Linked DNA regions of Mus musculus: all the other regions are linked to region 5. A link is a loop called in an ENCODE intact Hi-C map of the cell type or tissue named here. Cell type or tissue: left cerebral cortex. All regions are shown on one strand. Region 1 has its middle 5.2 kb from the start of Mcur1. Region 2 holds the start of Sirt5 (sirtuin 5). Region 3 overlaps Mcur1 (mitochondrial calcium uniporter regulator 1). Region 4 has its middle 8.8 kb from the start of Gm20751. Region 5 holds the start of Tbc1d7 (TBC1 domain family, member 7). Region 6 overlaps Sirt5 (sirtuin 5). Region 7 has its middle 23 kb from the start of Gm20751.

What was found. A loop is a pair of places that touch in the nucleus more often than their neighbours do. Peaks named below come from ENCODE experiments on the same cell type or tissue, not always from the same donor. Only the 100,000 strongest peaks of a DNase experiment are listed, where the experiment ranks them.
Region 1: a loop joins it to region 5, with 3 times the contacts of the local background. A loop is called at or near these places in 22 of 42 quality-filtered maps.
Region 2: it touches region 5 in a loop (2.7-fold over the local background); 2 of 42 quality-filtered maps call a loop at or near these places.
Region 3: a loop joins it to region 5, with 4 times the contacts of the local background. A loop is called at or near these places in 17 of 42 quality-filtered maps.
Region 4: it touches region 5 in a loop (7-fold over the local background); 24 of 42 quality-filtered maps call a loop at or near these places.
Region 6: a loop joins it to region 5, with 2.8 times the contacts of the local background. A loop is called at or near these places in 4 of 42 quality-filtered maps.
Region 7: it touches region 5 in a loop (9-fold over the local background); 24 of 42 quality-filtered maps call a loop at or near these places.

The regions. Positions count from the first base shown.
Region 1 is chr13:43,563,414-43,567,413 of GRCm38, forward strand. No RefSeq gene overlaps it. Among named protein-coding and RNA genes, the nearest start is that of Mcur1, 5.2 kb to the left of the region's middle. In left cerebral cortex, a CTCF peak has its summit at 2,145 (motif pointing right); a DNase peak (open chromatin) is centred at 2,130; H3K27ac peaks cover 1,239 bases.
Region 2 is chr13:43,363,609-43,367,608 of GRCm38, forward strand. It overlaps Sirt5 (sirtuin 5), which reads left to right and starts at 1,927. Exons shown (of 9, transcript NM_178848.3): 1 at 1,927-1,936. In left cerebral cortex, CTCF peaks have their summits at 1,854 and 3,061 (motif pointing right); a DNase peak (open chromatin) is centred at 1,925; H3K4me3 peaks cover 1,259 bases; H3K27ac peaks cover 1,029 bases.
Region 3 is chr13:43,544,667-43,548,666 of GRCm38, forward strand. Mcur1 (mitochondrial calcium uniporter regulator 1) reads right to left here. Exons shown (of 9, transcript NM_001081059.3): 6 at 3,985-4,000; 7 at 1,022-1,075. Among named protein-coding and RNA genes, the nearest start is that of Mcur1, 14 kb to the right of the region's middle. In left cerebral cortex, a CTCF peak has its summit at 2,383 (motif pointing right); a DNase peak (open chromatin) is centred at 2,375; H3K27ac peaks cover 750 bases.
Region 4 is chr13:43,723,628-43,727,627 of GRCm38, forward strand. No RefSeq gene overlaps it. Among named protein-coding and RNA genes, the nearest start is that of Gm20751, 8.8 kb to the left of the region's middle. In left cerebral cortex, a CTCF peak has its summit at 2,323 (motif pointing left); DNase peaks (open chromatin) are centred at 2,046, 2,299, 3,085 and 3,582.
Region 5 is chr13:43,170,994-43,174,993 of GRCm38, forward strand. Tbc1d7 (TBC1 domain family, member 7) reads right to left here and starts at 508. Exons shown (of 8, transcript NM_001252639.1): 1 at 316-508. It overlaps Gm40929 (a long non-coding RNA gene), which reads left to right and starts at 829. Exons shown (of 4, transcript XR_873309.3): 1 at 829-849; 2 at 2,591-2,698; 3 at 3,634-3,785. In left cerebral cortex, CTCF peaks have their summits at 1,538 and 2,445 (motif pointing right); DNase peaks (open chromatin) are centred at 494, 1,489 and 2,460; H3K4me3 peaks cover 1,267 bases; H3K27ac peaks cover 1,086 bases.
Region 6 is chr13:43,370,888-43,374,887 of GRCm38, forward strand. It overlaps Sirt5 (sirtuin 5), which reads left to right. Exons shown (of 9, transcript NM_178848.3): 3 at 945-1,078. Among named protein-coding and RNA genes, the nearest start is that of Sirt5, 7.4 kb to the left of the region's middle. In left cerebral cortex, a CTCF peak has its summit at 2,192 (motif pointing right); no DNase peak of the experiment used is centred here.
Region 7 is chr13:43,738,132-43,742,131 of GRCm38, forward strand. No RefSeq gene overlaps it. Among named protein-coding and RNA genes, the nearest start is that of Gm20751, 23 kb to the left of the region's middle. In left cerebral cortex, a CTCF peak has its summit at 1,708 (motif pointing left); a DNase peak (open chromatin) is centred at 1,702.

The sequences.
Region 1 (4,000 bases), 390 kb after region 5:
CTTAAAACAAATCTCTCAAAAAGTTAATAAATAAACGAATATTAATTAAATTAAAAATAGACAAATATAAAATTTAAATGGACCACAAAAAATTAAAGAAGAATGAACCATGACTTAAGAAACACTTCAAGAAATGTGTGTGAATACAATGTAGCTGGGTTCAAATTAACCAAGGGCAAGGCATTCTCTCCTCTTCCTGGACAGACAGTGTTGCGTGCTGACAAAGTACCCACACAAGCCCCTGGATTCCGTGACTAACCTGTATCACAATGTTAAAGACAATGAATAGGATAATAAGAAACAGAACACATTTGGTCCTCTGCAGGGATGGGATGTGGGTGTGGGTAATAATGTTTTCCAAAATATATATTTTAATAGTATGTTAATAAAAATAGTCTTTGTGTTTATATCTATTCCATAAATTCATTTTTTCTCTTATTTCAGCAAATCACTATGTTATAGTGTGAAATTTTTTTTTACATAATTTATTTTCTTAAACTAGGGAAAACTACTTAAACTCCTTAAAATTATGGAATAAAAAATTGAACACAATTTGAATGACTTACATCAAAAATATTAAGTATAAAAATACTTAAATTTATAGTTTTAATAACTTACATAAATTTCCATTAAAACTATGAAACATTTTATTAAAGGACCAAATAACTGCAATTATCAAAATTATTCCAAGCTGGTATTTCTATTTAATATTTTAAAAATTTCATGCAACCTTTGGGCAGTGGTCATGCCTTTGATCCTAGCCCTCTGGAGGCAGAGGCAGGTGGACTTCTGAGTTCAAGGCCAGCCTGGTCTACAGCATGAGTTCTAGGACAGCCAGGGCTACACAGAGAAACCCTGCCTCAACGTGCCCCACCCCCAAAAAAAGCCCCAAAACCCAAAATCATGCAATCTTGGTAAATTTTTTACACTGAAATACTGTAGCTTCAGTGTGGAGTGTCTGTGGTGTGGTCTCTCTAGTCAATTAGATAAAAAATTGGGATCATGATCTATCTATGCCATGTCTTGCTAAACACTGAAATGTTGCCAAGATGTCATGTGTCACACCTGTAAACAATGCTCTAATTTTCTTTGTATCTGCAAGACCAACAAATTAGATATAAAGATAAGAGAGAAAATAGACACTTGGCCTTCCAGGAATCAATACTTTGTTAGGCAAGGATCTATTGCTTTGTCTAGTGGTCTATTGATTGGCCTTTCCTTGCTTGGTGTCTTCCTTCCTTCCTTTTATCACAGACATGCTAGGAAGCGGGTAATGCACCATGAACATTTGTTATATGTTTTTTTTTTAATCATCATCATCATCTTCTTCTTCATCATCATTATTATTATTTAGTGTGTATGGATGTTCTGCCTTCATATATGTCTGTGCACCAGCCATATGCCTGATGACCGTTCATCCTCTGGAACTGGAGTCACAGATAGTTGTGCGCCACTGAACCAAACTTGAGTCTTCTGCAATAGCTCTCAACCTTTGAGCCATCTCTCCAGCACAATTAATCTACCCTTGACACGCCCTTACAGACACACCCAAAGGTTTGTCAGCAGTTTTCAATCTGTAGGTCAGGACCCCTTTGGAGGGGTTGAACGATCCTTTCTCAGGGGTGGCATATCAGATAACTTGCATATTAGCAGCAGCAAAATTATAGTTAGGAAGGGGTAAGAGAAAATAATTTTCTGGTTGGTCACCATAACGTGAGGAACTCTATTAAAGGGTCACAGTATTAAGAAAGTTGAGAACCACAGTCCTAGGTGATTCTAAAGCCAGTGTAGTTGACAAAGGAAGTTAAAGCATACAGTATACATGTAATTTTTACCCTAAATATTTTCCAAGGGAGGCTGGTTAATTTCTTCTATGTGGAGCTTTCGGAGTTAGAAGACTGACAGCATTTTGGAAAAACTGAGCTATCCCACAAGCCTCTGGAAACTGCAGCTTTCATCCTGGAGACCTGTGTTCATTTTGCCGCTGGCCACTCAGTGTGGATTTATGAGATTTCTCCAAAACATCACTTACATAAGGTATAAAACACCACCAGATGCTTTTGAATTTTGCGAGGATAATTATAGCACAAACAAAAGAAGGTCTTAGTCATCCCTCACTCTCCCTGCAACCCTAAATCTGTCCACCAGGGGGAGCGTTCTCTCACTCTCCAGGACGCCAAGTCCCCTGTTGGTTGTGAGCTCCCTTCATGTTCCTTCCCGCAGCACCAGCTGGTAATTCCAAAATTTCTCAAGAATTCATTGTGTTTAAACATTCTCCGTGTTCCCGTGCTTAAACTATTTCGAACTTAAAAGACATATCGTTCCCTTTTGATGTTTCCAAAAGGGTGTGCTTGCTCACGTTTCCACAAGAGGAAAAAGATAAACTCGTTGAAGACAGGGAACACCATTTCATCCAGGTTTGCCCAGTTTTGTTTCTGGATAGGCTCACGGAGCCTCATTATGCTTCTCTGGTAACAGATTGGGGTATGGGAATGTCTAACTTCCAAAAGTTAAGATTAAATGGCCTGTCCCGTGTTATTTGAGAGCATGGGCACCCATAAAGACCCCACACCGAGTCTGCCAAGAGTGATACAAGTTTTATTTTAAAGAGATTGAGATCATGAGCCGTCCATCACTCCTGCAGTACACGCTCAGTGAATAGAGGCTCGCTTGATGATTTATACTGTATAAGAATTCAAAGAGCCTCAGGTAAGAAGAAACGTATAACTCTACAGGGTATTATACCCTTCAGAAATGTCTTTGTGCATATATGTGTTTGTGTGTGGGTGCGCATATATGTTGGTGATGTGTATGTGTGTGCCTGAATGTGAAGCGAGTCGTCCTTTGTGTGAGGCAAGGTCTCTCATTGACTTGAAACTTTGCCAAGTGGGCTAGGCTCTTTGGGCAATGTTCTCCAGGGACCAACCTGCGTCTGCCTCACATCTCAGTGTTGATAGGTCCAGGGAACCATGGGGTTGGCCTGGCCTAGCTGCGCTGAGAGGCATGCGTCATAGGTTTTTCAGGTTACAGTCCCTGGCTCCTTGGGGTACAACATGTCTTTCGGTTCCTGAGCAATGATGCCCTTTCTCAGACAGTGAAACATTCAGGCAGCTTTGTGTGTTTTGTATGTTCTCTTGGAAGTCAAGGAAGCACGGAAGCTTGACAGGACAGTTGGTCTTAGCCATTCGTGTCCTGTACCTTTGTACGGCTTGTAAACTGTTGTATCCCGGCAACCACAGCTACTGTTGATCCTGGCAATTGCCATTTTATTCTGTTACTGAAAAAAAAAAAGAAAGAAAGAAAGTCTGATGGCTCTCAATAAAATTGTCACAGCCTCAGTCTTGCTGGGGCTCCTCCAATCTGAGCCTGGTTTCACTCGGATGACCCTGGCCCGATAAGTAAGCGAGGGTGCTCACTGAAAGGGTTACACACCGCTGCAGGCAGCAATTTACACTGGCTTCACGTCTGCAAGGCAAGAGTTTCACTCACAGCCATCTCCCCAGCTCCTAGAATGTTCCTTGAGACATTTTAGTTGCACATAACAGTATAACTTGAGCTATGATAGCTTAAATAAGTAGGGATTTATTTACTCTTTCAAAGCACGATTAGAGATTGACGGTTCAGGCCTGAATCGGTGCTCCACAATGTCCTGAAAAGACTCCAACTTCTGTTCTTCGCATCTGTTTTGTTTAGCGTTCACTTTTCTTTTAACAAAATCATTTTAAAATGTGTATCTGTGTGCGCGCGTGCACATGAGAGCTCACACGGAGGGGGGGTGCGGGGGGGGGGGGAGGAGGGGCGGGGTGCGGAGAGGCAGGGCATGAAGAGGCCGGATGTATTGGATCACCTTAGAGCTAGAGCTACAGATGGCTGCGAGCCACCTGACATGGGTGCTGGGAACAGAACTTCGGTCGTCTGCAAGAGCAACAACGACGCATCTCTCATGCTTTCCGTTCTCAGGCTGCAGGATTCATGGGCACAGGACGGAGGCTGTATCCCC
Region 2 (4,000 bases), 190 kb after region 5:
CCATTTCTTGTCCTCGGACACTTTTTTGGCCACTGATTCCAAAATACCGAGGAAACATTGTAGCTTAGATTTTTTCAAAACCTACTTTTAATCAGGGTTCTCAAATGCTTTGACCCTCCTTCTAGCCCACAGTTCAAAGGTTGGGGAGAGAAAAATAGCAAACAAGACAAGGAGATGTGGACCTGTTTAGAAGTGGTTCTTTGGGGGTGATTCCAATCACTATTGTCAGGACACCAGCAATATAGTTCTGTAGTGTCAGGATACCAAACACAAATCAACAGTGGCAGCAGGATCCAGCAGAAACCACCAGGCCTACACCAAATTGGATCAGCTGGGACACCGGGAAACGTTCTTTGCCGTAACTCCATCAATGAAGCAAAGATCAGCAAAGGCTGGAGACCAATGAAGCATTGCAAAGCTAGCTAAGCAAGCATCTCACCCCATTCTGTTGAGTCCTATTTATACTCTCTTCAAAGCTCTTGGTGTCCTTCCATGGATCTTGCCTCAGCAAGACACCATGTGAGTCTGCATCACATGACACTACCTGAAATTTCCACTTCAGACCATCTCTTGTGTGAGGTGAGGTTGGGAAAAGGTGGCCTTTCCAAGCCTAGAAGAAAGGTTAGAGTGGCCGGAGCATCAGAGCTGGGATGTGGGGGAAGTCTCCTGGACTTTGATGAAATACAGCGTCTCAAACAACAATATGAACTAACCAGTACCCCGGAGCTCTTGTCTCTAGGTGCATATGTATCAAAAGATGGCCTAGTCGGCCATCACTGGAAAGAGAGGCCCATTGGACTTGCGAACTTTATATGCCCCAGTACAGGGGAACGCCAGGGCCAAAAAGGGGGAGTGGGTGGGTAGGGGAGTGGGGGGGGTATGGGGGACTTTTGGGATAGCATTGGAAATGTAAATGAGGAAAATACCTAATTAAAAAAAAAAAGAAAGAAAGAAATGGCAGACCCCGTGGGTGATGGAGGGCTACATATGCAATAAGAAGCTGAATGTCTCTCCCTGTCCTCCACGTATTGATAGTAAAGAATTAACGTGTGTGGCAGTTATTGTCACAAGCATGAAAAGCAACTGAAGAGCTGGAGATGTAGCTCAGTGGTAGCGTGCTTGCATAACACGAGAAAGGTGCAGGGTTCAACATCTCCAACACCAAAAGAAGAGAAGAGGGGGAGGGGGAGGGGGAGGGGAGAGGAGAGGCGAGGAGAGATTTTTTGTTTGTTTGTTTGTTTTGTTTTTTGGTTTCTCTGTGTAGCCCTGGCTGTCCTGGAACTCAACTCACTTTGTAGACCAGGCTGGCCTCAAACTCAGAAATCCGCCTGCCTCTGCCTCCCTAGTCTAGTGCTGGGTTTAAAGGCGTGCGCCACCACGCCCAGCGACATTTGAGTTTTAACCTGGGAAAGATAAATGTGAACTGTTTGCTCCCAAATTCTCGGATTATTTCCCTTTCTGGTTCCCTGGCTCCATCACCAATTGAAGTATTAGAAAAGCCATGCTGATGAGCCTGACCAGAGAAGTCTGTCCCTAAAGCTAGTCGATCTTGCACCAGCAGTAGTGATCATAACCTCTAGGTTGTGTTGGAGCAGTTTGGGCTAGCCCGGAACCGACTCGCCAGGCCACAGATTTTCAGGGGAATCGACTCTGATTTTGCTAAGCTCTGTGCTGAAATTGCATCCCCCAGTGTGCTCAAGGAGGCCACAGAGCAGGCGGTAGGTAGTTCTTGACCTATTTGGGCAGTGGAATGAGCCTTGGAAGGTCACAAAGACACATGCAAGTCGCCTCTCCTTCCACTGACTCGTGGTCCCACCAATAGTATGTCGCGCTCCGGGTCTCCGGCAGGGGCCGCTGCAGCCAGGGCTTGGCACCAGGACGTGGAGCGCCCCGCCCCAGGCCTCTCCTGCTCCACGGTCCCCACCGCTTTTTGCAGGTGCGTGTCTGGCACTGGTGGGGGTCTGGGCTTTGTTTCGGCTCCGCGCGCCCCATCCCGCGCATGCGCGATGGGGTGCCGGTGGGGTCGGCGGCGACGCTGTGGTTGGCTGGATGGGCCAGGCGTAGGAGTGAAACCTAGGGGAGCAGCTGGGCCCGGGAAGGCAGTGACCGGAAGGAAGGGCACTTTGGCTAAGGTGACAGGGACGGGTTGTAGTGGTGGCGGTGGGAGTGCAGAAAGGGTAGGATCACGACACAACCTGAAGGTGGAGCCGGCAGGATGTGGTGATCGTGGCAGCAGAGAAAGGGGGAAAGGTCAAAGCGCAGCCACGAGCCGGGAGGATGGTGCCCCAAAGTTTTTGAGAGGGGGGCAGGGTTGGGGGTAGCGCACTTTTCAACTCTGGGAAGATGGGAGCTCAGGAGCGACAGCTGCAGAGGTGGGCCGAAAACCCTCCGAGGGTGGGGGCTGGAGGGTGGGCACGCACGTGTTGGGAAAGGTGATCAGCTGGGTTCCAGGCTGTACCCTTTAGGTTAGAAGGCAGGTAGCCCTGAGCAGGTATGAGCGGAGAGGGTTGGTGTCAAGGCCTGGGACTCTTGGGGTGCTGATCTCATTTGGGAGCTTTTGGTGTCCAAAAAGTCTTTATGGAAGGCCTGTGAACGTTTCTGCAGGACAGTTGCCATGCACTCTGCCCTGTGCCTACTCCTGCATTTCAGTTGGTAGTGTATATTGCTGGGCTGCAGTGGGGACTTTTGATAAATGCATGGATTATATATAAGAAGAGATAGCTAAGCTGATTAATGTGTCTGTCATCTCGAAATTTTTTAGTAAGAACCTTACGAGTTCACTCGTTTTAAAGTTTTGAAATGTGCATCACTTCATTATCAACTTTGGTTGCTGTGCCCTACAAAAGACCAGTCAAACTTGCCCTTGACAGACATCTCCATGCCCCCATCTTGTTCCCCACACCCAGCCTCTGGTGACCACCATTCTGTTCCTTTCTATGCTCCTCGTGTGAAATCGGTCCACCTGCCCTGCTCTGCTTAGCTTATTTCACTTAGGTTAGCAGGGTCATTTTTTTTTAAAGATTTATTTATTATATGTAAGTACACTGTAGCTGTCTTCAGACACGCCAGAAGAGGGAGTTCTCCTCACGAATGGTTGTGAGCCACCATGTGGTTGCTGAGATTTGAATCCAGGACCTTTGGAAGAGCAGTCGGTGCCCTTAACCGCTGAGCCATCTCCCCAGCCCGAGAACTTGTTCTAATATTGTATTGTGTGTGCACAGGCTACACTTGCCTTAGTCCTCTGTTGATTGCCACCTAGATTGTTTCCATGTGGGTAACACCAAAATTAACATCGAAGTGTAGATACCTCTCTCCTGCCCACATTGACCTTCAATCCCTTCATAACAAGCTCGGAGGGGCTTGCTAGAGTACGTGCTAATTCTGGTTTGAAGTTGTTGAGTGATCTCCATATTGATTACCAAAACCGCTATGCTAACTGACATTCGCAGTATCTCAGTTCCTTTTCATCCACATCCTTGTTAATGTTAGCTTTTGTCTTTTTGATAACTAGCCAATTCCAGCAGATTTGTGCTGATAGTTCATTGTGGCTTCATTCCATGGTCCCAGTGTCTTCCTTTGAGAAATACCCACTCAGGTACCCTGCTCAGTTCTAAAAGTAGGTGGCTTTCTTGCCACTGATAGGCCTTGGTGCTCTGTTAAATATAAGCCATGCCATAAAACACCATCACCAGGTAAGGTTCCATGTGACCACAGTGAATGAGGACAAAAATCCAGACCACTCAGTAATCCTGTCTAAGTCACGAACCCAAAAGCCTGCTGCTTTTCAAGAATCAGATGACCAAAGCAAAACATTCCCACACATAAAACAAATAAACCTAAATAAAAACATCTCACAACTAACACCCTTTAGTTTCTCCATGATTTGTGCTGCCTGGAAGACACTGACAGTCCACATAAGATATTCACTCACATAGATATTGAAACCCTGGCTTCCCTTCATATCTCCCTATATACTATTTCCTACCCACACCTAATTCTT
Region 3 (4,000 bases), 370 kb after region 5:
CTGGTTTGAGAATTGGAGCTGGGACTTAGTCTTGGCTCTGATGTCCTCAGGTCACAGTGCACTGCCCAGGGCCCTTAATGTCCCCTGTCTCAGTTTTGTTCTGTTTGGAAAAAGGGGATTAGAAATGAAACAAACCAACAGCCCATCACTGGTCTTGCCCTGTAAGAGCTATCCAGAGACTCAAGGGTGATGACCTCCATGAAAAAGGTTTTGAGAACCAGAGACTGCTTAAGCTGCTGTGGCGTTAGGAGGCCAGACTGGCCTTGATGGTACTGATGTGTGGTCCCTGGCTAGCCCCTGAAGGGGACGGTGGACTCAAAAGTTCTGCCGACACATGAACACGGCCTTAGATCTGACAGCGACAGTGCTGTCTTGATACTATTTCTAGTCACATTGTTCCAGGCTGTCTTCTCGCACAGGTCAGACATCAAGTATTTTATTAACATGAGGCACAGCTACCAGGGGCTGATTTATGTCCTTCTCCAAACATAAGGCAACTCCAGGCAGCACATCTAACCCTCAGTGGGCACTGACCCTGGCTGTTATCCTGATGCGTATAAACACTGAGAATATTTTACTAAAAATTCAAGCACAAGTAGTTTCTTATGGATACCAATGTGGGCAAATAATGAGGAAATGAAGCCATTCCAGAGAAAGGTCCTCTTGTCTTACAGATGATCTGGAAGCACAGGCCCCAGGCAACACAATATGGGTATCACCCATCCCATAAGCTACAGACACACTCTCCTGCTAAGCTATGTAATATATACAGAAAGAAACACACACACACACAGACACACACACACACACACACACACGCATCTTTAAAACATGATACTAAATTATGCACATAAAATTGTTATTCATGGTAACTGGTAACTCATGCATATATTTTACAAAGAAAAAGATCCCCAACTAAATGTGCACATCGTCCTGTGACATGCCAGACGTTGGTTAAAAACTAAGCACAGGGAGAGGCAAAGACGAAAACAGTAGCAGAAAATCCAACCTAAGTCCTTACCAGCGACACTATTTCAGTCCTCAGTTCCAGCATCTTCTTCTCGTTCAGCGAGTACTGAAACAAACATGCGGCATGCTTAGAGTCTCATCCATTCCTTCCGGTGCCTTAAACACGCAGTCCTCACTGTGTCCTGGAACATCTAACAGGAGACCGACACCCTGATCACTGTTGCCCGCCTGCTCTTTCTCTGAAGTTTAAGCTTCTTATATTCACTGACTGTGTGGCTGGCTTAATATCACCCGGGCACAGCTAGAGTCATTGGGAAGACGGATCCTCCGTTGTGAGAATGGCTCACCAGGCTGGCCTGGGGGGCGTTTTCATGATTGATGTGGAAGGCCCAGTTCACTGTGTTGATGGTTGGGTTCTCTAAGAAAGCAAGCTGAGCAAGCCATGGGGAACAAGCCAGTAAGCAGCATCCCTCCATGGCCTCCGCATCAGCTCCTGCCTCCAGGTCTCTGCCCCGACTTCCTCCGATGGTGACTACAGGCTGTAAACGGAAATAAACCCTGTCCTCCCCAGGCTGCCTTTGGTTATGGTGTTTCTCACAGCACCAGAAAGAAACCAAGGCATTGATGGTGTGGTGTGTGGCCCCTTTCCACTTCTCTTCTCTCTTTCTTGTTTTATTTTATTTTTTTAAAATCTCTTGGCTGTGACATCACTGGGTCCTGCCTACGATTAGAACAGCATTTCTTGAGTCCCATGAATATGGGTGTAGATCTATGTGCCTTCGGGTTTGGAAGGGCTGATAAAGGGGAGGGGCACCATTTAATTTAGGAATGATACTCCCATAACTACAAGTATGACAGACATCACTGACATTTATAGAAGCAGTATAATATTGGGAAAAAATAGCTCAAGAAATATAACTCTGTAACAAGATATATTACTGCTGTAAAGAATAACATGGATGCACGAGACCCAGCAAGGCTTCCCAGGCTGTCTTAACAACACTCAAAAGAATCTCTGCTGTGGGAAACCGCAGCCCAACGTCCCTGAAAGCTGTTAGCTATTAATGCTAGGAAAAAAAACTTAGTACTGCTCTGTTGACAATAAAATAAAAATCAGACATGTTTCCATAGTAATGAGCATTAGTATCTAACTTAGCAAAGGGCAACCTGTACAACCTGTAGTTTAAAGACAACAATGTTATCAGGAAAAATGTTAGATGCCCTTCAAGTACCTAAAAATTTATACCTATAAAATATTGTCTTCAAACTACTGGAGCAATCAATGGAAAAATGCAGTGGTCAGAAGTAAAAACACGCCCCCGAACTCTGGAACCCTGAACTAAGGACCAGCCCGTGACCAAGGAACCTAGCTGATTACATAAGTTGGGTTTCAGATCAGTGCAATTCCTCAGATCACCAGCAGAGGGCAGAGTGCAGTGTGCAGCAAATACTCAGGGAAAAGAAAGGCCTACATCTCCACAATGTCACAATTGAAAAAAAACCACATATCTGTGGCTCTATCTCCTGGACCTCTGGACCAGCTGTAGAAATCTGCTGTAAATATTACCACAGCCTATTTTTTTGTTGGCTGTGTTGAGTATCAAGCCCAGAGCTCTGCACATGCCCAGTTAAGTGCTCTTCCACCGAGTCACAACCTTAGTCCTAATTTACCAAAAAGATAAAGAATTCCAATCCCTTGTCTGCGTCTGCATTACGGAGCTCAGACATTTATTAGTGGTGCCACGCAGCCCTGCCTTGTGCTTCAGGGCACTGATGCCGGCTCCCTCCCTTGGTAAATCCTCTACTTTTTATGCATCTCTACTCCCTGGAGCTCTCCCAGTCTCTGAGATATATTTCTTTCCACCCCGGTTCTGCACAACCACGTCACTACCTTCCTAAACCAAGTGAATTACAGCAAAACCTAGCAAAGAGTTTCTCTTTTAGACACTAGTCAAGGAGTTCACGGAAGCTTTCTATAGGCTACGTGACTAGATCCTTGGGACCCCACAGCATCACGTTAGAGACAGCCATTATTCCGGGTAACAAAGCTCAGTGTAACCGCTGAAATGCAAGGCAGTTCAGATGCGATCACACACTTGTCTGAGTTCTAGCTTCAGGCATCACTGGGACATAAGGACTGAAGACGAACTCAGCAGTGACCAGAGCAGGAAGAGCTGTGCGGTTTCCTCTGCATGGGAGCCGTGTCTTGCTACTGCAAAAAAAAAAAAAAAAAAAAAAAAACAAACAAACAAACAAACAAAAAAAAAAACGCTCCACACGCCCTAGCCTTCTTACGCCACAAGTAACAAAGGTACCTTTAATGTTACTCAAGCTAAGGAGGGTCTGAGCAAGAAGATGGGAGAACTCAGACAGGAATAAAAAGTCAATAGAGTGTGGAGGGGTACTGTAGCCCAGGGAAAGAGAGTGTGTGTGGGGGGGGTGAGGGGTCGGGGGTTCTGTGTCACTGGTATCACAGTAGAAAGTATGAAGCCTAGAGTCTGAGTCTCAGAACTGCGAAAAAGCTAAACAAAACAAAAACCAACCAACCAACCCCACCAGAATAACGCAACATCTATCTATTGAAACACACAACTACTCATATCATTTAAAAGACAATGTAGAAATAAGCTTTATCAAAGTTCAATGTAGAATGTAATATGATGGTAATATTACCTAAGTCATAAAATCAGCTAACTTCAGTTAGGGCTGTGGGGATTAAATCAGCATTTAATAGATTACGACTGAGTGTAACTGTCTTATAAACATCTGTGTAACATACACTCTATTATCTTTGAAATAAAAGTTTCAAATTCTGTTTGACGTTTTAATTTAAATGTTACTTGTGAAACTAAATTTAAGTCCTGATCTAGAATGCAATTAGAATTTAAAATCAAGTTGTGAACTCTTACAAGTGTCTAATGATATTTGTGTCTTGCATATAAGAGTAAGACTTCAACAAGCATTCCAGTCTAAAAAGAAATAAATTAATGATTTACTTTTAATAAAGGAACATACCAGTTCTTTTACTCTG
Region 4 (4,000 bases), 550 kb after region 5:
ATATCATTTCTGAAACTGGTGATAAAAGCCAGCGAAGCTAGAGGGCTTACTCAGGCTCTCCCTCTTCCTTCTCTCTCTTGCTCTGTGTGTGTGTGTGTGTGTGTGTGTGTGTGTGTGTGTGTGTGTGTGTGTGTGAGAGAGAGAGAGAGAGAGAGAGAGAGAGAGAGAGAGAGAGAGAGAGAAAGAGAAAGAGAGAGAGAGAGAGAGGGCAGGCATGTGTGGAGACCCAGGTTCCTTAGGAACCATTTGTCTTTCTTCTTGAGGCAGAGCATCTCACTAGCCTGGTCTCACTGTGTAGTAGCCTAGGCTGGCCAGCGTGCTCCAGGGATCCTTGCATCTCTGCCTCCTAGAGTTGGGATTATGAGCAAAGGTCACCACACCCAGCTTATTTATTTATTTTTTTATTCCCAAGAATAAACTGTTTAGCTCTGGCTGTCCTTGAACTCACTATGTAGACCAGGCTGTCCTTGAACCCATGGAGCTCTGCCTGCCCAAACACACCGAGCTTGTTAATGCCAGTTCTGGGGCTCTGACTCGGGTCATCCAGCTTCCATGGCAAGTGTTTTCCTGGCGGAGCTATCCGCGCAGGCCCAAGCTTTCTCCTGACTTCACTCTCTGAGTCTCTATCCTATCAAAAATGGTACGGGCATGAGTCCCCACCTTGTTAACTAGGTTGTGGAGAGGGGAACATAAATAATGTGCAGATGCTAGAACCCAGCACAGAATGCTAAGCGGAAATCCCAGGAGGCCATTGCTATGAGCTCAGCTCCTTCCCTAGGCCCTCCCCCCCACTTCACACCGGGTTATAATTTAAAATGGAATCACTCATGCCCAAGGCCTTCATCATCAAGCTGAAACTAAGCTGTTTATCCGACCTCTCAAGGAAAATGAGAGATAAGAGCCAACTATCCGAAACAGGTCAGTTTCAATCCGCATGCTGATGAATTTACATTGGTTTTAATTTTAATCCATACACAAAGACGTGGCCTGAAATAACCCTGTTATCCAGTCTCTCTGTTCTTGTTATTCTGTCCCCTTGTCCCACCTTACAAAGGACGGTGACTTTGAAACGATCAGCTTTTTTTCTGGTTCTTTATTTCTGTCTATTAAGCCAACCTCTTCTCAGGTTATTGAACCAGACATCCTATTTTTTTTTTTTTTTTTGATTCTGAAATTAAACCCAGAGCCAATTAAGATGCTTAAATTCCATTGTTGTGACATTGCCCAGGGACAATAGAAAGTACTCAAGTACTTGAAAAACATTGTTGGTGTGGACGTAGGCTATGTGGGGTTTGTTGTTGTTTTGTTTTGTTTTGTTTATTTTCAACATCTGCGGTCCTGTAAGCCCCTAGCAGAAACCCTGGGAGAGAGGTGGTAGTGCCCACCATTGAGGGATTCACTCAGTTTGCACCAAGAAAAGGGCAGGCCAGTGAAGATGCCTGGGAAGATACTCAGGCTCCTCAGTTACCGCAGGGACATTGAAACGATGGAGAGATGACACCTTAGAGCAGGGGGTTCTCAACCTGTGGGTCCTGACCTCTTTGCAGGGTTGAATGATCCTTCCATAGGAGTTGCCTAAGACCATTGGAAAACACAAATATTTACATTACGATCCACAACAGTAGCAAAACTATAGTTGTGAAAGTAGCAACAAAAATAATTTTATGGTTGGAGGGGTGGTCACCACAACATGAGGAACATTAGGAAGGTTGAGAATCGCTGTCGTAGGGTGTGTGTTAGAGCAATGCAAAAATGACCACCATAGGCTAATTGTTGGAGATTAGAGGTGGTTAAAAGAAAAAAAAAACAGTTTCCCTGCCTGTGAAAAATCAGCTTTTCCAACTACAACCATGATGGAACCCATAGCACACCCACAACAGCTGAGGGATTCATGGGTCAAATCGCCAGGTGGTTCAGTAAGATGGGTCAGCCAGGAACACGCTCAAAATGAACTCTCTTCAGGCTGTGAGACGCAACTGAATTCTGATTTCTGCAGGGGAATGATTTATTCCGCTTCACAGATAAGCCCCGAGAGAATTGTGTTGGTTTTGTTTCCATACTGATCTCTATCTTCTCTTAAGCTTGACTACCAAGTCTCTGCTCAGAATTCCGTTCTCACATAGCATTCTTATGTTAGCATATCGGGTTCTTATGGCATAATGTCAACTTAGTAATAAAAGGCTACTCAGAAGTGTGTGAGGAAGTGTATGGCTCGCTCACCTGACAAGGGCTGGGCTGTTTCTGCTCTGCCTGAGGTCATTCCTCCTAAATGCTGCATCTCAGACCCGTGTCTTGCTCTTAGCTGCCCTCTAGTGGTCAGAACACAGACCCTGCCCCCAATGACTTCCCTGAAGAAAGACAAAATAATGACCCACATTCATAGATAATCAGTGGGTACTCAGCGCTCACCTGGGTCTACAGCTTATGTCGACATCACGCTAGAAAATCTTGCTTTTTTAGAAAAATGGGTGAAAAGATGAAATGGGTGTTGTTTTGTTACGTTTTTAATTGTAGTGGCCAAGGAGATGACTGAGCAGGTAAAAACAAACAAACAAACAAACAAACTCGATTTACTTCCCTTCCAGGAGACCCAGGTTCAGTTCCAGAATCCAGGTGGTAGCTGACAGCCATCTGTCCTCGGGATCCAGCATATCCATTGATGCCTCTTTCTGACTGATCTTTAAGGCCTCATGCATGCATGCATGCATGTGGTGCACACATGCACATTCATTCATAAGCACACACATGAAATGGATAAACCCTTTGAGCCTAAACACATTAATCTAATAATATGTGATTGGGAAGCAATGCCTTGGGAACTCAGGCGCCATCTTTGACTTAACATCCAACCATATACCTGTTCTGGGTCACTAGTCCCAGCATCCCCTGTTCTCTAAGGGATCTTGGCCCGCCTATTCTACTGTGAAGTACTTGCAGATAGGCCTAGGAGATAAGGGTCACCTGTAAAGATCCGATGTCCTGTCTCCTGTGAGTTCCGTTTTCTGGGTCTGGGACAGGGAATAGAATTAAAGAGATGGATGAACCCTGATCACTGGCTGCCTTCCCCACCCAAGACTACACACAAGATACAGGAGTAAAGGGACTTTATTATGCTAAAGCCAAACGGTAGCTTTTCCCCCACACAGTCAGCTGGGAGATGGCTCTGCCACCTGATGAAAGAGACATCCCCATGTCTGCTCAGGTACTGACCTTCCTGCTGTTCGGCACCTGCTCTGGGGAACCTGAGGCCTTTTGAAGTCCTGTGCTCAGGATCCCGCAGATCCGGGCTGTAGACTGTGCTAATTGCTCTCACCTTAGGGTCGTCTACCTTTTATCCAACGTGTGGAGGAATCAGGGAGTCCTGTCAACATGCACACTGAATGCCAGCTCGTGAAGCTTGTGCCAAGAATCCGAAGCTCCGTGAAGATTAATTACTGGCTGTCTCTGTGGTCTCTCCATCGGTCAGACATCTCTGTTTCTCCGGAAAGCTAATATAGATCTTTCACAAGGGCCAACTTTTCCTCTGGTTGGAGGCCCTGCCAAGAACGTCTTCGACACATAGGGGACACTTCAGTGGGAGAGAGCATGGGGAGCTGCCAGCAATGGAGTGGGGGAGAGGCAGAGGGTGGCACTGTGCCTGAAGAAAACATCACATGACCTCTGGGCCAGGCCATGTGGATCGCTCTCGTGTGGTCCTCCCACTTGGAGACAGACAGAGCCCAGAAGTGTGCTTGTTAATAGACATATGGTTGGTTACAGGGACCTTACCTCACTGGACTTAAATTAATTTTTTATGCTGTATTCTTTAGTTAATTCAACAAAGACTTCAACAAATTGGGAAGTAAACAAAGATAAGTAGAGCAGGATTTGAATCTCTGAAGGCTAACCAGTATTCACCATGACATAGACGATGCATTTAGACTTAGCTAATTGAATGGGCTTGCCTTCCTCTTTCCCTCCCTCCCTCCCTCCCTCCCTCTCTCCCTCCCTCTCTTCCTTC
Region 5 (4,000 bases):
TCATTTTTGAAAAAAGCTATTTAGAATTTAGAATTGCCTTTAAAGAGTTCCACGGCCTCTTCATAGCTGTTAAAAAAAAAAAACCCAAAGATTAAAATGCAATCTGTAGTTTGAGGGCTCTTTTGGTTTTTGTATTTTTAAGCATTCGCTGCCCCTGTCGTCTATCGACAGCATTCCTGGGACTGCACTGTGATGGCACAGGAGTCGCCCTGAAAGATGCGCTGTCAAATCTTGCCCAGGTGACTCCACCTGCGGGAAAGGTGCCCACAACCCAGTGAAGCCCCAGGCCCCGCTCTCCCGGTATGCACGCTTCACCTCGAGTAGAGCAAACACACCCGGCTCAGACTCAGAGATCCGGGAGGCGGCGGAGAACCGGCCCGGCAACGCTGTGCTACCGGCAGGCAGACGGAACCATAAGCGTCAGGGCCGAGCGAGCGAGGGGAGCGATGCCATGAGACACCCGGCCCGGCCCTCTCCGCCTCTAACTCCCGCCGCCGGACGTGACGTCGCCCCGGATGCGCGTGCGCAGAGGACATCTGCTGGGAGTCCCACCCACACGTGGATGTTAACCGGGTGAAGCTGAAGCCCTGAGAGGTGGTAGCGGCCGAGTCTGTGCGCCCTTGAGTATCCACGTCTGTCCCTCTCACCTCGATCCCGAAACCCTGGTGATCGTCTCCCCTTCGTTCAGAGTGCTTGCTTAGGGCACTCTTCTGCCCCGTGGAAACCGGGATCCCTCAGGCGGTGTTTCTTCCACCTCGCCCGGTGGAAAATCGGAAACGAGCCTTTGCTAATCGATTGGGCTGCACTTCTTCTTCCAAACGTTCCAAGTGACCATGAGAAAGCAAATCAGTTAAGTCCTCAGCTATTAAAAACTGAGTGATGGGCAGGAGAGATAGCTCGACAATTAAGAGCACTTACGGCTTTTGTACAGAACCCGGGTTCAAATCCCAGCACTCACGTGGTGATTCACAACCATCAATAACTCCAGTTGCAGGAATTCCAAACTACCCCTTCTGATTTCTGCCAGTACGGGGCACGCGCATGGTGCTCATGCACGCAGACAAAACCTTTATACACAAATATTTAAAACTTAAAAACAAAAACTTATTGGTCCCCCAATGATCAAGGAGGGATAAGCAAAACCATTTGTTCATCGTTTACTGTGCAAAGGGGCAGTTGCTGCCATTTGCCTTTTGGCAGCTACTCAGACCTAGAATGCCAAGCGCGCAGTCAGTTAAGGCTGCTTGCTTGGGGAAGCTGCGAGCCGCTGGACAGAACTGGGGCATCCTGTGTGATTTGTCACGGAGAGCATGTTCTTTGTCCATCCCCAGGTGGCACTGAGTTGGAAGCAAGGACTGAATTAGGGAACTATTAGGAAGATATAGCTGTCTGGGACGGACTACTGATTCGTTTTTTGGATTGTTAGTGCCAATCTGGCTCACTCACATTGTAAGCCCTTCCTCCCGAGGTCTCTTCAAGTATTTTTATCACAGTAACAAGCCAAGGAGGTAACACGGCCGCAGTGAGGCGCTGTCCCCATGAGTGTTGGGAAATTACTGCAGAGAAAGCAGTACCTGGGCCGGAGAGTTAGGGATTTTTAAGGCTGTGAGTGAGTGCAGCTAGTGGTGAAGTCACATGCTGAGCTGGCTAATCTTACCTCAACCTGACACAAGCTAGAGTGACTGAAAGGAGGAAGCCTCAAATGAGAAGACACCTCCATGAGACCCAGCTTTTTCTTAATTAGTGATTGATGGAGGGTCCAGCCTATTGTGGTGGCCCCGGGTTCTGTAAGAAAGCAGGCTGAGCAAGTCATGGGGAGCAAGGCAGTAAGCAGCATCCCTCCATGGCCTCCGCACCAGCTCCTACCTCTGGGTTCCTACCCTATTTGAGTTCCTGTCCTGACTTCCTCCAGTGATGAACAGGTCTGTTGAAGTGTAAGCCTCATAAACCCTTTCCTCCCCAACTTGCTTTTTGGTCAGGCTGTTTCATCACCGCAATAGAAACCCTCAGATAGCATACAAAAGGGCCTGGGTCCACGCCAATTGCCACTTTTTAAAGTACTCACTAAATCATAATGGCAGGAAATGACAACCTGGACATGTGTGTATGAAATGGAAGTCATAGCATATTTGAGACTCCACTCCAGTCTGGGCATGTCATGGGGCACAAACAAAAGGAGAAAGTAAAACGGTTTGAGAATTGACTGTTAACATTCAGTTGTGGGAAGGCTGGGCTCTATGTGGTTGCATTTGCAAGCAGCACCCAGAAGCTGCTGCGGGTTGTATGTCCATGTCAAAGTGAAGGGCGGAGGTGTGAAGGTGCCTCGAAAATGAATTCTAGGATGCTTAATCAAATCTTAAGCAGAATGCACGTCAGGGATCCCCACCACAAACGTGGCATTTTACCAGCCCGGCAGCCCCAGGAACCCAGTACCCTGTAATTCTCAATAGAAACAGCAGAGGGCAGCAACAGCAGTGAGTTCAGATAGGCGGCACATTGTCCTGTAAAGGGGAAAACCAAACTGCCAAGGCAGGCTGGGGATTTTGTCTCCACCAACCCAGTAGGCCACAGGTCCGTCCTCACCTTGCAGGTAGAAGTTCCTGAACAAAGCATAAAAGGACCTCTGTTCACCAAGCAGAAAGGACACAGAATGTCCCCGAGAGGCTCATGTGTGTGGATGTTTACCCCACAGTTGGAGGTATGGTCTAGGGGAGGTTTCAGACCTGGAAAGGTGGAGCCTTTTGTGCAGAGGGGATTTTTGAGATTGGAGGTAGGGTAGAGATGGGTGTTTGATCTTCAACTGGAAACTGTAAGATACGGTTCGTGTTGATTAGCTGAAATACATTCTGAGGAATGATGCCTCAATAGACATTTTGAAGTTGGGAAAATATAGAGCATACTAAACAAAATAAGATAATTAAGATGTAACTGGGCCACATAATCTGTTTTTCTAAGCACCTTAACTCTGTAGACCAGGCTGGCCTCAAACTTGTGGTCTTTCTATCTCAGCCTTCCTCCAAGTGCCAGGATTATGAGCATGCGCCACCACACATATAATCTTACGGAACCATTGTCCTGTGTGCTCTCCTCGTGGACCTAGCAGGTAGTGCAAGGCTGTACTTACTGCTGATGACCCAGTTCAGTGGTATTTAAAGAATGGGCCGTGAACCAGTCTGTGGGGCAAGGATGGCCTTTTAGAGTAGGCATGGAGGTCTTTTATAGCAGTTTGACAATTATTTTATGTCTATTGACATATAGTAACCAAAATTGGGAGTTTATGTTTTGTGTGTCTATTATTTCAGTTTTCTAGTAGGTGATGGATCATCATTGGTCTCAGGATCAGACAAAAAGCCCTGTTGTTGAGAGTGTATAGAGAAGTAAAAATTCATAGGAGATACATACATGCATATATACATACATATCTTTATATATGCTTTCATGAAAAAAAATAAACCCATAACAATTGGTTGTTTGAGCACAGTGTTGGCCTACACCTTTAATCTCAGCACTTGGTAGGCAGAGGCAGGCAGATCTCTGAGTTTGAGGCCAGCCTGGTCTACAGAGCAAGTTCCAAGACAGTCAAGGCTATGCAGAAAAACCTTGTCTCAAAAAACAAATGACACTGGCTTTCAGTTCTAGAATCCAAGACCTGGTGCATGCTAGTCAAGCGCTCTACCACGGAGACCACCTGCAGCCCAGCACAGTCTCATGAACAGGGAAGAGCTGCTTAGTTGACTCTCGGGATCATCAAAATTAAAATGCAATCAGAGATCAGCACTCAGAAGGTAAGCAACAGAGTCGTCACAGGTTAAGGGCAGCCTACGTCACATAGGGAGTTCACGAAAGACTGGTTTGGTTTCTTATAGATGTTATTTAGGGATGTGGAATGGAAATTTAGAAATATTGCATTTATAAAGAGGACATGAGCTGAATTTTTTTCAAGGAAGACACAAATCAGAGGGGGAAAGATACAGTGCTCTTGATTTTCTTGGCGGGAAAT
Region 6 (4,000 bases), 200 kb after region 5:
CGTCTCCATGGGCCACGGTGCTGAGAGGGCTTTAGCGTGATTTCCACAGGGCACGCGACTAGGACGAGAATTTTAGATATTTGGTACCTACCTGGCCTCAGTTCAGCCTGGTCATAAACACAAAGGCGTTATCTTGACTTTCCACAGGAAATTTGGATCCATGAACCTTTTAAATCTCTACATCTGTGCTCTACAACAGGCTATGCACACCAAGCAGCCCAGGGAACTGTGTATAGAAAGACTAAGTATAGTAGATCACAAGGAGGTATCGAAGTGAAGCTGAGATGCTGAGCCAATGAGTGCCCAAAGCTCTCGTTTCCTGGAGAGGCTGCCACGCACCCACCCATCAAGTGTATAAGCTTGTATCTTCATGATGCAGGAAATGTTTTTAAAAAACGTTTATATTTATTTATTTAAGGGAGAGGGACATGTGTGTGCCATGGTGTGTCTCAAGGTCAAAGGACAACTTGTAGAAGTCCCATCTCCTAAAACCACGTGGCTTCCAGAGATTGAACTCAGGTCATCAAGGCTTGGTGACAATGCCTTTCCTCTGAGTCATCTCGCCAGCCCTGAGGAATACTTTTTATTGGAATATCCAAAATATATATATTTTTTAAGATTTATTTATTTATATGTGTGAGTGTTTGCCCGTATGTTTGCATGTGTGTGCCTGCTGGCCACAGAGATCAGAAGAAGGCACCAGATCCCCTGGATCCGGAGTTGCAGATGGTTGTGAACTGCCATGTAAGTGTTGGGAACCGAACCCCCGTTCTCTGCAAGAGCAACGAGTGCTCTTATTAGCTGAGCCGTCTTTTACTATTGGAGTATTGTACAGTATACTTTTTCTTTTTTCTGGTGTTAAGGTTCATGACATACAAAGGTGATATGGAATATGAATGTCCAGCTGGCACTCTGGATTGACACGGGTTTTATTTTCTGTTTAGATATGGCAGACTTTCGGAAGTGTTTTGCGAACGCCAAGCACATAGCCATCATCTCGGGGGCTGGCGTTAGTGCGGAGAGTGGGGTTCCCACTTTCAGAGGCGCTGGAGGTTACTGGAGAAAATGGCAGGCTCAGGTTAGTAACGCTTCCAGAACACCAAAGGCTTTTCTGAATGAAGCTTTTACGGAGTTCCGATCCAGCATCCACACAGAAGCGCAGGGGCCGTGCTGGAGACGGGCAGTGACCATTTTCTCCTCTTGGTTTTGCTGTCAACACAGTCTCTATCCCCGATGACTACGGGAGCAAATCTGGGGCCGGGCGATACGGAAAAGCACTTGTGTGAGCATCAGGCTTGAGGACCTCAGTCTGAATCCCAGCACCCACAGAAAGGGCTGGGCAGGCACGGCTCCGCATGCATGAAACCCAGCCCTGGGAAGGGGAGACAGGAGGCTCCTGAAAGCTTGCCGAGGCTACACAGCAAGCTTCTAGTTCACTGAGAGACTGTGTCTCAAGGCAAGAAGGCAGAGAAAAATAGGAAGATGCTCAGTAGTCTCTGGCTCCTGAATACTTCTGCTTCATAGGTGTATGCAATTGCATACTTATGTGTATGAAACACACACACACACACACACACACACTTCACCCCAGAAAGGGAGCCCCTGACAGACCAAAGTAATGAGTGTACCCACTGTCCAATTTGGTGACGTAGTGAGTCTTTTATTGTAGTTACTAACGGGAGTATGAGTGTGTGTGTGTGTGGGGGGGTGTTACTTATAAGGAGTGGGATAATTCATCAGTTGGATTGCTGGAAAGCTTGCCTCAACCAGTGTGACCCCAAAACTGTGTCCTATGTGGTACAGAGGACCCCAGAGCTTCTCTACACGGCTTGCAGGCAGCTCCGCAGGGAGCGTCTTTCTCTCTGGGTGGTCGATCTCACCTCGCGACAATTGTTTACTCCCTTCACGCTGAGGTTGGGTCCTCAGATGTAAAGCTAAATATACGAAGATAATTGGAAGTTAAGTATTAAACACTATAAAACTTCTGTGAAACTTGTTGAAGGCTCAGAGCTTGGTGTTTAAACAATGACATGAAGAACACTGCAACATAAGTTCTGTGGGGTTGAATGAATTTATTATTAAAAAGCTTTATTATTTATTTGATCTTCTTTATGTGTATGTGTGTATCTGTGTATAGGTATATGTACATATGTGTGGGTTCCCAAGGAAGCCAGAAGAGGGCGCTGGCTCCCCTGAAGCTAGAGGTACAGGCAATTGTGAGCCATCTAGTGTGGATGCTGAGAACTGAACTTGGGTTCTCTGCAAGAGGAGTGTTCTTAACCACTGAGTTCTCTCTCCAGTCCTGCTTGGCTGGTCTGTTGTTTTATTATTTGGTTATTAGTTTGTTAAAATAGACATGGATGAATGTACCCATGTTTAGCATACAGTTCAGTGAGTTTTAGCAGATGGATGAAGTTGTACCGTCAATACCATGGTTTTAAGTCAGGACATTTCTGTGTGATATACTATCCCTGGTTAGGTTTCTGAAAGACCATGGTGCAACTTGAGGAAGTAAAGGGTTCATTTCATCTTACAACTCTCAGGTCACAGTTCATCACCGAGGAAAGGCAAAGCAAAAGCCCAAGGCAGAAACCTGGAGGCAGGAATTGATGCAGAGGCCAAGGGAGGGGTGGGGGATGCTGCTTCTTATATCACCCAGTACCAACCACCCAGGGGTGCCACTACTCCAAGTGGGCTGGACTCTTCCATATCAATTGTTAATCAGGAAAATGTCCTACAGACTTGCCTACAGGCCAATCTGATGGAGGCCTTTGCTCAACTGATCTTTCTTCTCAGATGACTCTAGCTTTTGGCAAATCAATAAATAAATAGCCACTACACACCTATATACAGCTACACACACACACACACACACACACACACACACACACACACACAGACACACACAGACAGACAGACAGACACTATACATATAGCTACAGGTACTTATAAACAATACATATATACATGCACATGTACACATCTGCACATGTTACATGCACATAGCCACAAACTATACATATAGAAGTCCTCTCTGTTTCTTTAAGAGATATCTGAGATGTTCGGCTTATAAAGAGAAAAGGTTGATTTTAACTCAAAGTTTGGGAAGTTTTCGTCCATGTTCCATTGGCCCTGTGGCGTTGGGGCCCGTCTTGAGAAGACACATCATGGCCATGAGCATGGGGAACACAAAGCAGAGCAAGGCTATGGCTTAGAACCAAAAAAAAAGATGAAGCGACAAGGGCCTCTCACGATGCTTCGCTTTATCCCCAGTGACCTAAGCTCTCCCATCAGGCCGAAGCTCTCTTCTCAAAGGCTCACAGCTTTTTGCTTCCACCAAACGGGCGGGCAGCCGTATCTCCCACAGCTGGGCCTTGAGAAGATAGTGCAGATGCAAACGATAGCACTATTTCTTCAGTTACGTTAAAATCCATAGTCTTACATGTTTATTTCATTTCTATTTTTAGCTGTGTGTATGTGGGTGGGAGTGGTACATACGTGCATATGACGCCCTCTGAGAACAGAGGAGGACATTATGTCCACTGCAGCTGCAGCTACAGGGGAGTGTGCATAGCCTAATGTTGGCCCTATGCTTGGGCCCTCTTAACTGCCTAGGCATCTTTCTCATCCTGGAAATCCCTAGTTTTAGAGAGCGGCAAACTCCGTGTGTTGGATCCATTGTGATGCTCCCAGCCCCAGAATGCTGGCACACGATGCAGGCTTCAGACATTTTGGTTGTTTAGATGAAGACAAAATGAACCACCTTAGTGCGAGCCTTGCAGCTGTCCTTTCCTTCCTCCGAAAGGTTGAAGCAGGTGAAATTGTGGGATGCTCTGGCATTCCTCCCGCCCAGGAGGGGAGAAGGGAATAGAGAGCCTCTAGAGTCCAAGAAGAAAGAAGGTTCCCAGAGGCATCCCTGGAGAGCAGCAGCCAGTGGCAGGAAGAGCTTGGGCGGGGGTGGGGTGGGGGTGGGGGTGGGGGTTGGGGCTGCTCCAGTGTC
Region 7 (4,000 bases), 570 kb after region 5:
TCAGGACACTTGAGATTTAGGGTGGTAAAGTGGCTCATTTATTCTGTTGACAGACAGTGTCCCTGTGTAGCTTAGGCAGTCCTCAGACTCACCTCTGCCTCCCCGCTCTTCTGACCACCAGCATCCCCCTCCACACATGGGCGGAGACAGGGTAGTCCATAGAGTAACATGACAAGGTTGCAGGACCTGGAAGAGGCTTAGAGTTTTACATTTAGTTTGGTGCTCTCTCCTGCATAAAATTATCTCATCTCAAAGACTTCTGTAGACTTTCAGCAAATCTAAATAACAAGCGTGTCATAGCGCAGTTAGAACCAGCGAGGAATACAAAATGCACAGAGGACACTTCGTCCTTCTGTTATCCAGGTCGCAAAAAATAAGCACAAGTCTCAGCCCACAAACTGCACGGCAGTCACGGGATAATGGCATTCCAGCTTTCCACTGGAATTTTTTCTTTAAAAAATTTTGTATGTATGTATGTATGTATGTATGTATGTATTTAGAGTCTGTGTGTGTGTGTGAATGCCCTTGTACGTGCACCAAGTAAGTGCAGAGCCAATGGAGGTCAAGAGAGGGCATCAGATCTCCTAGAACTGGGATCAACAACAACAACAACAACAACAACAACAACAACTGGTTCCGGAAAAGGGAAATTGGGGATTAAAGAAACTCTGCTTAGCAGCTCCATAAACGCTTGCTTCTAAGCATCTACAGGGATTGCAGCAACTGCCTGATGTTCCCAGAGGGCAGCGTTTCTGTCACTCCTTAGCTCTCTGATGAGCTGCTAAAGAAAAGAGCCCCAGACACAGGGTCTTCATCCTGCCGTCCCCAAACACACAGAAACGCAATCGTTCCCCACTGTGTCTAAGGATGCCAGACAAAAGCGAGGGGCTTTGTACAGTGTATATTTCTTTTTTTCTCATTTGAAGATTCTGTCATTTTCTTTTGATATTCAAATTTGAATTTCCGTGCAGTTGATTGTCTCCAGAGTCAGGGATAGAAGACCAGCATGCAGTCGCAGACTCGGGTTGAGAGCACTGAGCAGAACTTCCGTGAGGAACAACTCTGCCGACTTAGAGCACGTCTCACTTCCACTCATCAACAACTTTCCTAAAAGAAAGGTCACTGTGACTATGCCACCACACAGCACACCCTATGTACACTTCATGAGGCCTCTTGTTCTAGGGGAAGAAAAATGGCTTCCCCCAAACAGAGCTGGCTCATACTTTAAAAATAAAAATAAAAAACCCATTTTATTTTGCTATTAGTTGATTCCTTAAGGTAATGGAGCTAAGAAGAGCTGATCTCACCTTCTTCTATTGGTCTTTCTTTCAGGATGCTTTGAGTTATGTTCTTATTCACTTTTATCTGTGCTACAAATATTCTGGAAAGAGAGAGAGAGAGAGAGACAGAGAGACAGAGAGACAGAGACAGAGACAGAGTCACACAGACACACAGAGAGACAGAGAGAGAGACAGAGAGAAAGAGAGAGCATGAAAAGAGAAATTACACAGGTCCCCCAACATACAACTCCCTACAATGTCCCCTCTCTACAATGTACCCCCAAATCTATCTTTCTTTCTCCAGCACAGTTGATCACTGGCTAAAATTGTGAGCCCCTCCCCCAGTCTCAGGACCCAGTACAAAGCAGCTGTTCTTAGGGTTCTGTGGCAAATCTAGAGCTGTGTGGCGCTTTCCTGCCACCTAGCGGTGGTGTAGTGAAACAGAGCCTGCAGATCGAGCCAAACAAAGCAAGCCAAACATACTGAGCAAGCCTGTTCAAAAGCGAGCCCTGTTGGTCTGTGCGGCTTAGATCGGTATTAAATGGTGACTTTCGAACTTGTAGGTTTTCTCTTCTAGAAGCCAAGGTTCCCATTTATGAAAGTGGGTTGTCATCCAGTAGTATTACAACGACAAAGCTCAAATTTGGTCACTCTTAAAAGTTGAGAAGGTGAAGGACAGTGCAGGCCAGACGTCAACATTTTGGAAATGAGCCTTTGTAATGGTAACTAACCACGTGCCGGATGAGGGAACCGAAGACCAAGGCGTTGACAGCTGTTTCAAGTTCAAATCATTAGTGAGCACTGCTGGCATGGTTGGAATGCGGGGGCTCGTTTCTTCCTTCCCTGACAAGAGCAACTTGAGGAAGAGGGGCTTTTTATTTTGGCTCAGAGTCCATCATGGCGGGAAAAGCCATGACAGCCAGAAAGTGAAGCAGCTGGTCACGCTGCATCTGCCATCAGGAGTCGGACAGTGACAGATGCCGATGCTCTGCTCACTCTCTCCTTTTTATCCCGGGACCCTGGTTCACGGAGTGGCACAGCCCATACTTACAATGGGCCTTCCCACCTCAGCTAACCGAATAAAGAGTTTCCCTCACAAATAGGCCCAGAGGTTTGTTAAGAATCAACATTAACTTTCCCTTTTACCAGATGTCAACCTGGAGGAGGGTCCTGCAAAGGGTCAATTATTGTGATAGTTCAAGCAAAGGTTACTGCTGTTAAGACCTAGTTTTTGTGTGTGTGTGTATATATATATACACACACATATATATTCATGCATATGCAAACAAAACAGCTATATGCAAATATATGCAAATAACACACACACATACACACACGTTTTCATGTAACCCTGGCTGGCCTAGAATTCACTCTGTAGGTCAGACTGTCCTGAAACCTAATGAGGATCCCCCCCCTTTCTCAGTCTCTCTAAGTTTAAGTGACCGCACTAGGGTTGAATCTGAAGGATTTGGAGCTAAGTTCCCAGAAACAGGACTGGCTATCCTCTCCTTCAAACACATTCTTTTCTCCAGACAGCACATGCTTGTCAGATAGCAGCTGAACCAGAGGGAAGGGTCTGTGAGAGGGACCGGCAGGGATGCTGATCTACATGGGAAGAGCTATCCAAAGAAGCAGACCAACTGCAGCCTCATTAACAGTGTTCCTCACCCTGGGGGATGGGCAGAAACTATTCTCATGATGTAGACATGTGACCCAAACACAGGGAAATAAAGACCCTCCCTGTTGTCTTTGTTGTAGATCCTATGGGGGAAATCTGTAAATTTGTTCCTAGAGCAATCCTTTCAAATGTGTAAAAGGACATAGAAGTATAAAGGACATGCAAATAAAGTTAGTAAGTTTATATATATATATTATATATATACATACACACAAATACACACACACACATATATGTGTGTGTGTGTATATAATTGTATGTGTATTTAGTTCTGCCTGAAAAACAAAATCCACAGACGCAGAGGTGCAATATTTAGCAATAATTTCCCATGGTTCTAAGTGCTGAAGTCTGATGTCAAGTGCCAGCAGATTCATTTCCTGCTGAGAGCCCTCTTCCTGCCTTCAGAAGGCTGCCTCGTATCTGACCCCATCCTTACTCTTCAAACAGAGGGCAGGTCAGGAGTTTCTTCATCCTTACAGGGGCTGCACCCTCTTGGGGGGAGGTCTTATCTAAATCTTATCTAATCATCTCTCAAAAACACTAGGGTTAGCTTTTCAACAGAGGAATCTTGAGTAGCGGGCAGGCTAGTGATGAGACACATTTCAGCCAATGACAATAACAGCGCACTGAACAACTAGTTCTAGTTTCTGGATGCCCTGTCCATGGACCTTGGCTTAATGAATCCCTGTAGCAGTGACTCTAAGAAAATTCAGTAGTGTATAGTCACTGAACTAAATCATCTCCTAGAACATGCCCAGAGAAGCAACCCTGGCTATACAAGTAAGAGTCCTGAAAGCTGCCCATGCTCTCAGGTTTGTCTTTCTCCAGCATCCTCTGGAGTTTGAACTGGAAGGTCACGTGTCAGCTGAGGACCTGTTCTGAACTCAGGTCCTTTTCTTACCCTGTAGCCTTAGTGAAAGGGTAGACACCAGCATTACTTAGGCAAGCTGGCTCCTCGGCCTGAAGCTGCCAATCCCGCATGGTTCTCATGCTTTCTTTGTTTCCTGCACATAACCAAAAGCCCATGATCTGCATTGACGAG